Regions from separate parts of the Homo sapiens genome. Here region 2 is linked to region 1. The links are chromatin contacts, found by Hi-C or POLR2A ChIA-PET in ENCODE. All regions are on one chromosome and are shown on one strand. The core of a region is the stretch at or near the end of the contact, and the rest is flanking DNA. Distances in the headings are between cores, read along the strand shown. Region 1 holds the start of LINC01235 (long intergenic non-protein coding RNA 1235). Region 2 overlaps NFIB (nuclear factor I B).

Region 1 (6,812 bases), core at 2,925-5,424:
ACTATGAAAACATTGGCAGATCTATCATCTATTTCAAACATTGCCTTAGCATACCAATAATCTCGTTTATTTTATGATTGTTTCTGAGCTTAATTGTGACTGCCACTTTCAGATCAAAAGCACAATTACTAGCATGCATATATATCAATTATTGATGCTCAAGGAATAAACTAAACAACTTGAATTATGTTGGCCTCTATTTAAATAGAGGCATTCTCAAATTATTGCCCTTTACCCAGAAAAATAAGTGGAAGGTATAAAGGTGCGTAGAGGTTAATAGTTGGCCTAAAAATGTAATTGTGCCATTCTGCATAGCGTTGGCACAAGACATGCAGGTAGTAAGAGCAGTTTCAACTTCTATATGGGGTCTATATAACCATAGCATAAACAGAGGAAATACACTTGGCATGTAAAAACAAAATCCATAATTTTTCCCCTTTAATGTGCCTAACAACTCAATGTAAATAAGATGTCACTGAGCAGAAGACTAATCTTTGCCATTCATTTACAGGTTCAGAGGTAAAAAAAAGAAAAAAAAATCAATTAATCACAAAAGCTTCCAAACAATGCAAACAGCATTAAGCACAGTAATTATAAGATAAGCATTCAAGCAATTTTCAGTTGATTGGGTGTGGGTGTGCTGAAGTAAACCTACAGTTTGCCTGCTGGTGCAAGAATGGCTTATATGCCAATTAGTGGTTATTGCTACTAATTATTAAAAACATTTTTAAGAGTAATTAAAAATTAAATGCACCTGTATGATGGCTCATAACTGTGTTGTGGTAAATCACTCAGATTTTCCATATCAATTGCACAGGAAATCCTCAGTGAGATGGAGAAGCCTTAAGACACCAAATTTCAGAAGCCACATTACATATGCATTGCCCTCCATGTGGAAGCAGGGCTGAGGTTTGTTTTTTCTGCTCAAAAATTTCGATGAATGAATGCTACTAGACCAAGATGAAGATGATAAAGGTTTAATCCTTCGCTTCTGACACTAGTTTTATCCTCATTGCCATAAAATACTGCTGAAAAGGAAAGATCAGCTTAGCCTCATCTGAGAACTCTTTCCCTGTTAAAAGGTGTGTTAGGAAGGACAACTCTGAAATTCTAAAAGGAATACTGGGATCCCAGTCTTATTGCCACCACTAACAATATGACCAGAGTCCACTAACCTCCTGGTTTCATCTTCTTTACCTTCAAGGCATGAAGATTTGAACTGACCTTGAGAATTTTTTTGAGTAATAAAAATCTGCATCCTAATTAGGCTAATGTTCATACCACATAGACAAGGAAAGCTGGAAAATATTTACTGAGTGTTCATTCAGTTTTCGACTTTTCCACCAGTTGTTGAAATCCTTGGTTGCACACTAGAATCACCTGGGGAGGTTTTAAAAACTATAATGCCAAGGTCCATTCCCCAGAGACTTGAATGTAATTGGTCGGAGATGGTAACAGGGCATCAACAGATTTTCAAAGCTCTCCAGGTGATTTTAACGTCTTTAGAGGGTTACAGATTACCATGCATGCTTCACAAATAGTAGATCACTAGTTCTGATTTTTAAAAAATATTCTATGTATTTCTGTCCCCATTTTACAGATAAGGACACATATTTAGGAAGGTTAAATGTCATTGTAGCACAAATGTAGCACAGACAGGATTCAAATCCAAGTGTCTGTGATCCAAAGATCCTGGGTTTTCTTAACCGTACATAGACTATCAATTTTATAAATTGTTGATTAATTTCCTGCTGATTCTTCTCTTTGATTGCTATTATAGCATATATCCTTAAATACCTTTTACTTAAATGTCCTTGTAGTTCTCACATATTTATTTTATTTATTTATTTATTTATTTATTTATTTATTTATTTATTTTGAGATGGAGTCTCACTCTGTCTCCCAGGCTGGAGTGCAGTGCCATGATCTTGGCTCACTGTAACTTCTGCCTCCTGGGTTCAAGCAATTCTCATGCCTCAGCCTCCCAAGTAGCTGGGATTACAGGCGCCCGCCATCGCACCCAGCTGATTTTTGTATTTTTAGTAGAGACGGGGTTTCACCACATTGCCCAGGCTGGTCTCAAACTCCTGACCCAAGTGATCCACCCACCTCAGCCTCCCAAAGTGCTGAGATTGCAGGCGTGAGTCACCGTGCCCAGCCCTAGTTCTCAGATATATAAACGGAATAATATACATAATTAGAAACATTAATTTGCCTGTTATTCCCATAAAGGATTTTTTTCTATATACTAAAAACAAAATTTTGGAGGACCAAGTGATAATATTCCAGAAAATCATAGCAATATGGGCTCTTTCAATGACCAACTGAAGCTGAAAAAGCATCCTGGCTGAGGGGAGGAAATATTATTAGCCACTTCCGCTGTCTCACACTAAAACAAAGTACACAAGGAGGAAGTAGAGGTGATGCAAGCAGTGAATGAGAAATCAGGAAAATTTCCATTAAACTCTGCCTAAGTCCTTTAGGGCTCTGTCTCTGTTTTGTTCCTCTTAAGGTTGTCACTTCTATGCCTAATGATTATCTCATTGGTTCCAGGACATTGTTACCATTTACCTCCACTGGATATCTATTTTCTTTCAAAAAGGTAAGAAGCAATTTATGTCCTATTATAATTTTATTTGTAATCTTAATTAATCCTACATGTCCAAGGTAAAGACAGGTAATCATTACGTGTGTGTGTGTGTGTGTGTGTGTGTGTGTGTGTGTGCATATATATATATATATATATATATATATATATATATATATATATCTTGAGTCTACTATCTGGTACACTATTGGGGCTTAAGGAAACAAATAACAACAAAAAATCCAAAAAACACCCATCATACAGCATTTGCTACACTTCTTTTTACTGAAAGTCCTACTACCTACCAATTCACACCCCACCTGCCAACTCCCTCACCTGAAAGCAAGAAGGAATTGTATTTTCACTCCAGCATGTAATTGGCAGATCCATATTTTGTTTTTGCTTGTTTTTTTTCTTTCAGCACAATCAACGTGCCTTTTCCCTGATTTTCTCTGCCAAACATATCAGATTGTGGGAGGTTTATGGATACACAGTACTTCACAGGCAACCTGAAAGGTAGGGAGACTGCGAGGAGATACTGCAAAAAAAAAAGTGTGATGGAGAAAGCATGAGTGACTACTGGAAGACAGACCTGAGATAATTATTGAAGAGATGACAGTGAACATTACCATGATATGTTTCACCAGGTTGTGTTTCAAAGATAATGAAGAACTATTAAATCATTTTATTTTCTTTGAGATATTAAAGAATAAATGAAAGGAATATGCAGATGATAATTATAAATAACAATTATGATAAGTTTGAGTAGCTAGCTACTTTATACAACACTCCAGAAATATTTGTTATGCAAATGCATAAACTCTACCCAGTGGCTTTATAGATCACTGGCATTAGGGCTGGAGCTATTGTGCAGGAATAGGATGGTGGCTTAACTCAGTTGGGGGTCATTTTATTGCCAGTTTAACTGGTGTTAAATTAGTGGGTATTTAACTGTCACTAACACAATTTAGGGCTCAATTCGCCAAAGTATCATTTTTACTAATATTTTAGTGAAAGTGAAGAATCATTCCTCCCGATGCTGTAGTGTCATGCTGAAGGCACCACTGTTCTCTAGTCCACAGTAATGAAACTTGCATTAACAAAAGTGGGCTGGATGCCTACTAAGGAGAAAAATAAACTCCTTGAGAACCTGGTATCTTGCTGTAGTTTATTGCAGTGAAACCATTTTAACATCCCTTTTCACTGAATGAGATTTTTAAAATCCGTAAATCATGAGCCAAAATAGTATAATCCATGCAATATTTCATGGAAGACCTTTGCTGTAAGATTATTGTGTTGAACTCCCAAATTTTTATTTTAGGGAAAAAACACACACGCACACACACGCACGCACACACACACACACACACATTTCCCCACCAACACAAGAAACATGATCAACTCCAAATTCAAAAAGATTTACAAATGCCACAACACAGTTATCTACCAGCAAACATATCATTTCTTTGTTTCATAGGACACCAAGGATGAATAATTCATGAACCCCATTTCACATGCTTATTGTGTCTGGTGGCAAAGACCCCGCCCGCTCAGCCCCAGGAAAGCTCAGGCACTTTGCTGCAGGCACAGTGCTCTGTGCCATCCAGGGACCAGCCGTGTGCTCTCGAGTTACTGGAGCAGCGCAAGCAGCTCCAGTGGTCTCAGCTGTGGAGACAGCTGTTTGCCCACCGTCTGCGATGGCAGAAATGTGTGGTAGGCTTCCCCCTAACAGCATGGCCCCCGCTACACACCACACACACACACAAACAACTCCCAGGCCGTGCATCATACACACACCACCACCCAAGGGGTGAAAGAAGCCCCATCATGTGGGGACCAGAATGAGCAATGCACCACAGTTTAAAAACAACTCTTTATCTTGTATGATAACTACTGGAACAGAGGTGGTAGCCTCCGAACCTAAACCTTGTCATTTATGTATCAAAAGATTTGTGCATGCGTGAAATTCAAAATGATTTATTGTTTAGTTATTGCCTTATTTACTTACTTAATGGATTGATTGATGTGCTAGGATCCCACAGACAACGGAGGCTTTTTTTTTTTTTTTTTTAAGATTGTTTTAAAGGAACTAGATTGCAAGCAAAGTTTCAGTAGCACAGTAAGTCAGCTCCTCCTTACTGGTTTGTATTCATAATGAGTTCCTTTTGGCTCTTGCCTGCTACCTGTCTCTGGCTATTCATTGACACAAAATACTGCACCTTGCACACTGTGAGAAGTGGCAGGGATGAAAGAATATTAAGCACGAAGGAGTAAAATATGCAGAAAAATCTGGATCCTGCAGCACGTTTTAGCCAATAGAAGCATCTATAGTAGTAACTCTTGCATGGTGCTTGGGCTGAAAGCGATAGAGCTGCTTTAACAATGGGAGTTATCAGGATTCCATCTGGCATCATTTCTCGACAGAGGAGGGAGTTGCAGACAGAGGGGTCTCACATTTGAATTCCTCTTGTAGACCTAGTATCATCTGTTTCTCTTACGGACCTTGAACTTACTTTCATTTTATAGGGATATACTACACCTGAACTGGTTCTTGTAATAAAATTATCTAAAAACTTTGAAATAACTGTTATAAGAAAAGTTCCACAAACCTCTTACTAGCTTGCCTCTTGAATTTTATTTATTATTAGGAGTGCTAATTTTTTAATCACTCATGGTGAATAGGAGCAAAATCAAGGAGGGAGGTGCTCAATTTATTTATAGGAATTAGATGGCAAATTTGTGCATAACTCTTATTTGATCGATGTTCTGCGCAAGCGACATTTACGTAGGATCCCTGTAACCTCTTTTCCAAACAAACTCTAATTTGACATAATGCAGCGGAGAATGGCACCAGTCATCGGGCTTGCATCAGAAATGCATTTTATTTGGATTCAATTCAGACTCTTAACGAACTGGTTCCCATAAATGCAGCAGATGGGAGTGAGGCAAATGGAAGAGTGTGTGGGGCCTCACACCCAGCACCCACCACCGCTCCACTGTACTAAAGCCTTTCCTTAGTTAGCTGGTTAGTTAGTTAGCTAATTAGTTAGGCACATTCCAGCTGAAACTTTTAATTATAATTAACATATTTATCCTACCAATCCACCAAATTGAGGCATGAAACACTACAGTCCAGCCAAGGCAAGGAGATTCTTTCCTTCTCTTTCTCTCTTGACTGATTAATGTGGTGAATGCTGCCAGAAGATGGTCCAACGGTTTATAAACCTGGCAAAGCTGAAGCCAGACCTTCTTTTCTAAAGGTCAATTAAAAATGCTAGCTGCACTGTAAACAGAATTCTCCCTAGCAGAATACCACGCAGTGTCCAAAGTGGTCTCTTAATACAAAATATCAATTTGATTTTCCTCAGGAGATTCGCTCTCCTTTTGCAATGCAAATATTTTCAAGTGTACTAAACACGTTTTAGCACCTCAACATAGGCACTAAAACTATTTGCATGCAAAATTACCCAGAGTAGGCAGACAGGCACAAGCTTATGCTAGCACCATATGTGCTAAAGAATTTGAGCCAGGAAACAACTAGTATCTGGACGTTATTTACAATTTAAATTTAATTTTACATTATTATTCAAATGAGAGCTTATATATAAGTCTCTATTAAAATTAATGCTTCATATGGAATGAAATTTCACCTAAAATTATATTTTTAATAGTGCTGGGGGGTTTTGTTCCAACTAGATTTCAACCATTCAAGAAGTATAATACAGCACTTTTGGTCCTTGTCTTTCAACTGTATGAGAGGTTCATTTTTCGTTCTAAAAAGTTCTCTCAGAAAGAATAGCAAAATTAATTTTGATTGGAAGGCCCAGAAATCAACACAAAACATAGACCAGGTCCAACAGATTAAAAAGCATAAGTGATTTGAGAAAATACACACTTCCTGGAAATAGCACAGAACACTGTCCCCACTCAGTTAAAAAACACCTTTTTTTTCTTTCCAAGAAGCTCCACATGTTTTGTGAACAGGGGAAGTGATTTTGGTTTAGCATTTAGTTTGCCAATTGCAATGTGGCATACTGTCCCCAGAAAGTGGCACTTCTTTATGTACTCAGAACACAATTAACCCTATTATTTCTAGTATGCTTTCAGTGTAGCCTTAAGGAGTAATCTTAAATCTATCGGTGACGATCGGGTAGAGAGCTTAATGTTCATCTGTTAATCCGTATCAAAACAGAACACTGCTTTCTTTATCTTTTAGAGTAATTTT
Region 2 (6,812 bases), core at 2,546-5,045, 780 kb before region 1:
TTATCGTCATTACCAAGAGTGATGATGATGATACCTCCTATTTATTGCCCACCCCCCATGAACAAGGTATCGTGCTGAGAATTTACATAAAGCAATTCAGTTAATTCTCAGTACAGTGCTGCTTGGGAGAGATTGCTATTTGCCTTTTACAAGATGATGAAAGAAGCTTGGAGATGTTGAGTCATTTATCTGAATTACAAAGCAAGTGAGTGGGCAAGATAGTTGAAAATTCTTTATTAAATTTGCTTTGATAACAAAAGTAATGTTTGCTTTTGGTAATACAATTGGAGTATTACAGAGGAAGTTATGCATACCATAGGAAGCTAGACTGGTTTTCAGTACATTATCCAGAAGAACAAAAAGTACTGTTAACAAATGGGGCATCTTTATCTTTATCTGACTTCTTGAGAATAATCTTTGTAAATTATCTGATCACTTTTTAAGTAGTAGTTTTTTTAAATGACTTTTTGATGACATACTTTCAACTTTCTTTGCAATAGAATCAAGGTGCATTTTAAATTTAGAATAAGCGAGGATTTTCAGGACCATATATCTTTTTACACATTTGCTTTCTGACAATTTTTCACCCCCAAATACTCAAACTTTTACTTATTTATTAGTTAACTTTTAATAATCGTTTCTTCTTAACATAGTCTTAGTATATGCAGATGTTTAAGGTTTTCATTTTCACTGCTTTTCATTTAATACCATTAAATGTATACCAGAGGTTACATTTTTCAAGTTTATTGTTCTGAGTATTTATGCCTGCTCTTTTTCTTCGGTTCCAATATGCTGGACAGTCTATGAGAAACTGATGTGAAAGTTGATGTCTTTGGAGATTACGTAAAAGCTGCTTTAGCCATTATTTTTCCATTTCTTGCTCTGCTAAGCACCCAATTGTTGAGCTTGACAGAAGATCATTTTACTGAGCTATTTACTTTGAAAAATTATAAGTAATATACTTACAGAAAATAATTAAATACTATATACAGGTAAAAGTGAAAAGTAAATCTCTTCCTTCTCCTTGTTTCTCCTTTGGCCGTTGCTCCCAAGCCTAAATTTCTTGTTTCCACATTTTCTTAATGGGCATGGAAGCATAGGTATGCATGTGTATACACGTACTTTATGAAGTCAGATCTCTTTAAATTCCAATTGTATAGGATGGCTCTCTGCACTGTGTGTGCCTCCTTCCTGTGTGTACTGGACTGTGGGATAAACAGCTCTCAGCAGGATATTCATATTCAGTAAAATAAATGATGAATTTCCAATGGAAAAGAGAGTCAGGACCAAGAAAATAGAAACAGAGACTGAAAATATGGGAAACAGTACAAATTTATAGACCATGAAGTTCAAAAATGTTGGCTGCTAAATTAGCATCATGTGTTTAAAAAGTTTCCTGGTAGTTATGTAAAAAGCATGATACAATCCATAATATGATTTTGTTTTACTCTGAAGGAAGGAAGTATGGCAGTTTCTTAGAGGAAAGCGTGACTTTTCTGTTAGGCTGCTGGGAGCTGTGCTGCTGAGATAGTGTGGGTGAAAATGGGATGTGGTAATGTGTGCTTGCTGAGGAGCTGAGATGTATCCAGTTCCATAATTTGCCTTCAGGACCAGCTCCCTAATGTGTGGGCCTCTTGTTCAAAAATTAAGAGTTTCAAGATGGTGACAGAAGAGCATGAAGCCAAGCATGGGGACCACGTAAGTGGGGCTCTATGTGACTGCATGGGTCCATGCTCCTGACACTGGCCCTGTGTGCTTTGAGATCCTTGAGCATGCTCAGGACCTGTGAGGAGAAGAGCAGGCTGGTGGGGAAGGGGAAGTTGGTGCCTCATTCAGGGATGTGCTCAGAGAAGTGCAGGTTCTCTCTTTGGGCTTTCCTTATCTCTGTCGCTTCTTCAGGAAGGGGAATTAATGGGGGGCTAGGATGTGGCCTATTTGGGGAGCAGAGTGGGGAGTAATAAAGAAGGGTTGAGGAGGGCTCTGCTAGAAATATTGGAAACGAGACCTGATGCATAGCCCGAAGGTGGCATCGATTCTTAAGTAAAATGATGTGAGGTGAAATGAGGGGACTCTTCCCCCCTTAAATTTGGAGCAGTGGGAGTTGGGGGTATGTTTACAAACCACTTCTGGAATGTTGAGAACAGAGGCAAGGAAGCATGTGATAACAGTTCCTTACAGTTTTAGGACACAGGGAACACATTTTCCTAAGAGCACAGATGAGGGACATAAAACTCAGCCCAGCAGCTTGGGGTATCAGGAAAGGCCCAGAAAGAGATCCTGAGCAATGCATCTGGGTGGAGACCTGGGTGTCCACATACTGTTATTCATTTAGCACTTTGGACTTTATGCTAAGGGCTATGGGGAAACCACTGAAGGCTTCTGGAGAGAAGCTACATCAGACTTTCATTTTCTGAAGTATTTCGGTTTCCCATGTTACTGTGTAGCAGTGGTTCCCAAAGTTTGGTCCCACGACCAGCAGCACTGGTCTGACCTGTGAGCTTCTGGGAAATGCAGATTCATGGGCCCTATCTGGACCTATTAAATCAGATCTCTGAGGATGGGCCAGAAACTCTGTTAGGACAAGCTCTCTGGGTGATTCTTGTGCATGTTAAAGCTTAAGAACCACTGCTGTGGAGAATGGATGGTGGACCTGACTTAGGAAGTGTTTATTACAGATCCCTTATGTGACTAACAAGGAACCTGGGGGCCCGCGTTAACTTTCCAAAGATCAACCTGCTGGTGGATAGGTAACTTTCCAAAGATAAGTAACTTTCCAAAGATCAACCTACTGGTGGATGGTAATCAAGAAATACCAGTTACCTGACTGTGCCCAGTCTTTCTGCCATGGAAACTTCCCAGGCAGTGAGAAGATTATCATAGCATTTTAAAAAGAAAGGTGTAATTATATGCTATATTACCTTTCAGAAACAGCGCTTACAAAAATACGAATGGAAATAGGCAAATAATGTAGTGCATAAACATGATTGATGTATAATTTTTGATTTTATCACATTTTATATGTGATGCATATTGTGTTTGTGTGTCTCTGAGACTGGAATGGGGAAGCAGGAAGTAGCTGTTATCTTAACTTAAGCTAATTATTCTCTAAGCAGTGAATTTACTAGGGCTATGACCTTGGGTAAAACATTTAATCTCTGTGAGCCTCAATTTCCTTATCTATGAAATGGGGATAGTAATATCTACCTAACACAGTTGTTAGCGTAAGGTGGCTTATGTGAAAGTGTTTTGTAAGTTGTAAAGCATTTAAAGCATTATAAGTGTGAGCAGTATTTTTTTATCATATAACTTAAATCCAATCATCTAGCAAACATTTATTAATTATATTATGTGAAATATTGTAAGTGTAGAGTTTTAAACATGTTTTTTTTTTTTCCCAGAGGAATTATAACCTTTTGAGATGATTACCTAAATTATTCACACTATTACTCAGTGGTGAACCCATTCAAACAATATGGACAATTTTATTAGAAATTCCCAAATCTATATTTTGGATTGAATTTAACCTAGTTGTTAGTTGTTTTCTAACCTTGTTTTAATTTTTATTTTTAGTAGGGATACTTAAGCACATTGTGACATGGTGTACTGTACTTTAGTATGTTTAATGTTGCCCTTAAGGAGATCATTCAGTTTAATAATTAAATGAGTATATAATCATTTGTATAACCTTCCAGGAAAGCAACAAAAGTGCATGAGCAATTTCTAAGTAAAATTAAGTCAGTGAGTGGTTTATGTGACTCATCAACCTTAATGTGAATTGGAGTAGTTTTGCTTTCATCAATTGGAAATAAGTATTCTAATTATTTGTATGAGTCTTTTGGTTGCCCAGTTAAGCAGTTAGATGTTCCTTACAGCCGTAGGCTAGGCTTTCTCAGGGATTTATTAATTTATGCCTCTTTCATGTTAGAATGGTTCATTTTTAAGGAAAGTCCAGTTACCTTTAGAGATGACACTTATTTTATGATAAATGGCAACGTATTTGCATTAACACTAAGGCCATATTCCATTTCATATGGGCTAAATTGCAGCTACCAATAAAACCCAGTGGTACATTATTTTGATGTGGGTATTCTGGTCAGTGGAGAGATCATTCTTTAAACGCTTTAATCTTTTAAATGTCTATTCTTTCTAGAGGCTGAAGAGCTTTCTAAAGTGTATACCTCCTTTATTGAAAGTACAATATTCATGTCACAACTCAAATCACTTTTAATAACAATATGCTATACTGTTCAACTCTGATTTCCTTTTGGAGTCTACGAGAGGGCTGACGTGGAGGGGCCCACCAGCTGGGGAAGCACAGCTCAGACGGCCCCGCAGGGTGGATGGCACAGAATCTGATATAAACGGGTAAACTTCTGGCCATTGCCCTGGTCACCAACTCCTTTGACTTGTTTTGTCCCTGGCTCTGGATTCTGTCTTCTGGATTCAAATTGCAGTTTGTCCAGTTCCGTGCCTTGAGTAACTATACTAGTATTTTTTTAAGGTAGACAATGGGAGTGGTCAAAGCTTTTATCTATTCTCATTATTTTTCAGCACAGTGTCATTTTAAAGTGAGTAGAATTATTTTTTTAACTTTGTTTCTTAACCAGTGTAGACCCAATTTATGTATTCCCTATATCCTGTTTCTGTGCATTTCCTTGCTGTTTCTTACTATCGATCTAGGATAAAATGTATTTCTTTTAAGAAACTTCCCAGGTCCATTCATATCTGAATCCAGGATGTTTTTTGAGTGCAGTTTTTAAAATTGAATTCTAATTCCAGATTTTAAAAATAGCCCAGGTAATATTACTGTTAATCACACAGAAAAACTATTTTTGAATACAATATTGTAGAGGATTAAGCTAAGAGCACTGTTGTTTTGAAATGAAAAATTTTAATTTTACCGCAAGTTTTTCCAGGTTGCAGTGATACTTAACATTGTACAAATACATGTATGTAATTAATACTTTAAATTTTTAGGGAATGATTGTTGAGTATCTGGCTTTCAGTCCAAACAGAGACAAAAATGATCATGTATACAGAGAAGCAGAAATTCAGTACGGTTTCAACCTATTAATTAGACTTTCCTTTACTTTCCTATAATCAAAGGTGAGTAACTTCCCAGAAAATCCACAGTGTACAAGAGATGCGGCTATTTTGATACATATTAGCACTGACACAAATGAAATTTGAAATGGGAAGTTTTTTTAGGACTCAGTGATGAATGTTTACATTTGAAAGTTAAAAATTTTCTTTCTGTTTTTTTCCAGTAAAAATTCAAAACAAATTAAAACAGTGAATGATGTTTTCTATTGTACTTATAGTAATCATCTCTTCTGCTTGAAGTTTTATTATTTGGCCATATAAAGTGACAGATCATTGTAACCAATTTGTGGTTTTAACCATCAGAAGTAATTGACTAACGATGCTATTTATATTTGGTTAGGGATTAATGGAGGGGTGTGGGTGTGTGTTTGTGTGAGTGTGCACATGTGTGTATGTATACTTACATTTTAGCGTATTTTCTTCGTAAGTGAAGTGCCAAAAACAATTTGTAAAGCAATTCTGTTTTTTTTGGTGTTCTCAAACTCAAGGGTTTTAATCACTTTTTAAGTTCATTTTTCGTTATTTTTAAAGTTTTGAATTATTTTTTGCAAAAATCTTAAAGTAAAAAAGAACTTTTATCTCTAGAGTGGAACAGATGAAAAGGGTAGAGATCTTAACCACAAAAAATGTTTTAAATACCCTCTACATTTACTACTTTACACGTACAACTTGGATGCCTCTCTATATATTTAGTTTCATTCAAGTTTTCCAGTTTTCATTCTAAAAAGGAAGCAAAATACAGAATCCTTTTTCCAAAGGAAAATGTTTGTAGTGTCATGAAAAATGAGAACAGATGGCATTGTAAAGCTTTGGGGAGATGTGTAGCGCTTCAATTCAAATTGTTAGGCAAAGTCGGAGACAAATACATAGCTACCAATTGTTGTAGTTATTTATATGACTTAATTCAAGTATGTAAAACAAAAACGTAGAAAGGATAGAATTTTGCTTCTTGTATTAAATAAAAAGCATTTTTGTAATTTATGATCCAGCCCTCACCAAGTGAATGCCTAAGCAACCAGGTTTTTTTTAGGAAAAAAAAAAATAATCAGGAAAAGCAGTTCTAGTCATTTAAAATGTATCCTGTACTTTTGGGTTTCACAGTGGGCAAGTTTACCCAGAGGCAGTGTGACAGCCTATTAGCAAAATAAATAGATCTTCCAAACTTGTAGTCCTCTGCTCTTTTCCCTCCACTTTTAAGTAAATTAGCTTTTCAGTGCGTCTGGGCTTGGGTTGTGGTAGGATGCATTAACTTCTCCCCACACTGTTCTGATTGCGCAGCAAAGCGTCCATTACCAATACCATATCCAAAGTGACGTTTCCATACAGGCTGCCTGCTGTTTCATTCATAACCACAAAACAAACTGAAATGACTTTACTTCTTTTTACAACTTGCAAAGAGTTAATGGACTGTGCTGGCCCCCTGCCAAAACCTTTAAGAAACTTTATTAATGTGTTATGAGGCTGGGACACCATAGTGTGGGATTTTATTGGTTATTCATCTTAATGAATAAAAATATGTATGCACAATTAAAGCCACATTCTCTAGCAATTGCCTTCTAATAAATGTTGAGTCTTTGTCAGTGCCCGTCATTGCATTTGCTTATCGATTGTGATCCTTTTCCTTCCAAATCCTAAAGTTACCAGTAGTGCAATTACGTGAACTTTAAAGAAATACCAGCTTAGTATTGGAAACGAGCAATTATTCAGTG

What was found. Hi-C counts contacts between places; a loop is a spot of excess contacts on that map. ChIA-PET counts read pairs that join two places held with the same protein, here RNA polymerase II (POLR2A). Pooled maps may share reads with other maps.
Region 2: a pooled map shows a loop between it and region 1 (2.7-fold over the local background). The contact joins the enhancer-like site here to the promoter of LINC01235 in region 1. A Hi-C loop is called at or near these places in 1 of 168 maps with a recorded cell type or tissue (posterior vena cava) and 2 of 50 pooled maps. POLR2A ChIA-PET finds 5 or more read pairs at or near these places in 3 of 52 experiments (HCT116, activated CD4-positive, alpha-beta T cell and activated T-cell).

What each region holds. Positions count from the first base shown.
Region 1 is chr9:13,428,691-13,435,502 of GRCh38, reverse strand. It overlaps LINC01235 (long intergenic non-protein coding RNA 1235), which reads left to right and starts at 4,174. Exons shown (of 3, transcript NR_033863.1): 1 at 4,174-4,300.
Region 2 is chr9:14,209,219-14,216,030 of GRCh38, reverse strand. All of the region lies in intron 2 of NFIB (nuclear factor I B), which reads left to right. Among named protein-coding and RNA genes, the nearest start is that of NFIB, 100 kb to the left of the region's middle. Within about 2 kb of position 3,795, at least 5 of the 41 ENCODE cell types and tissues checked have a DNase peak (open chromatin) inside an H3K27ac peak, as active enhancers do.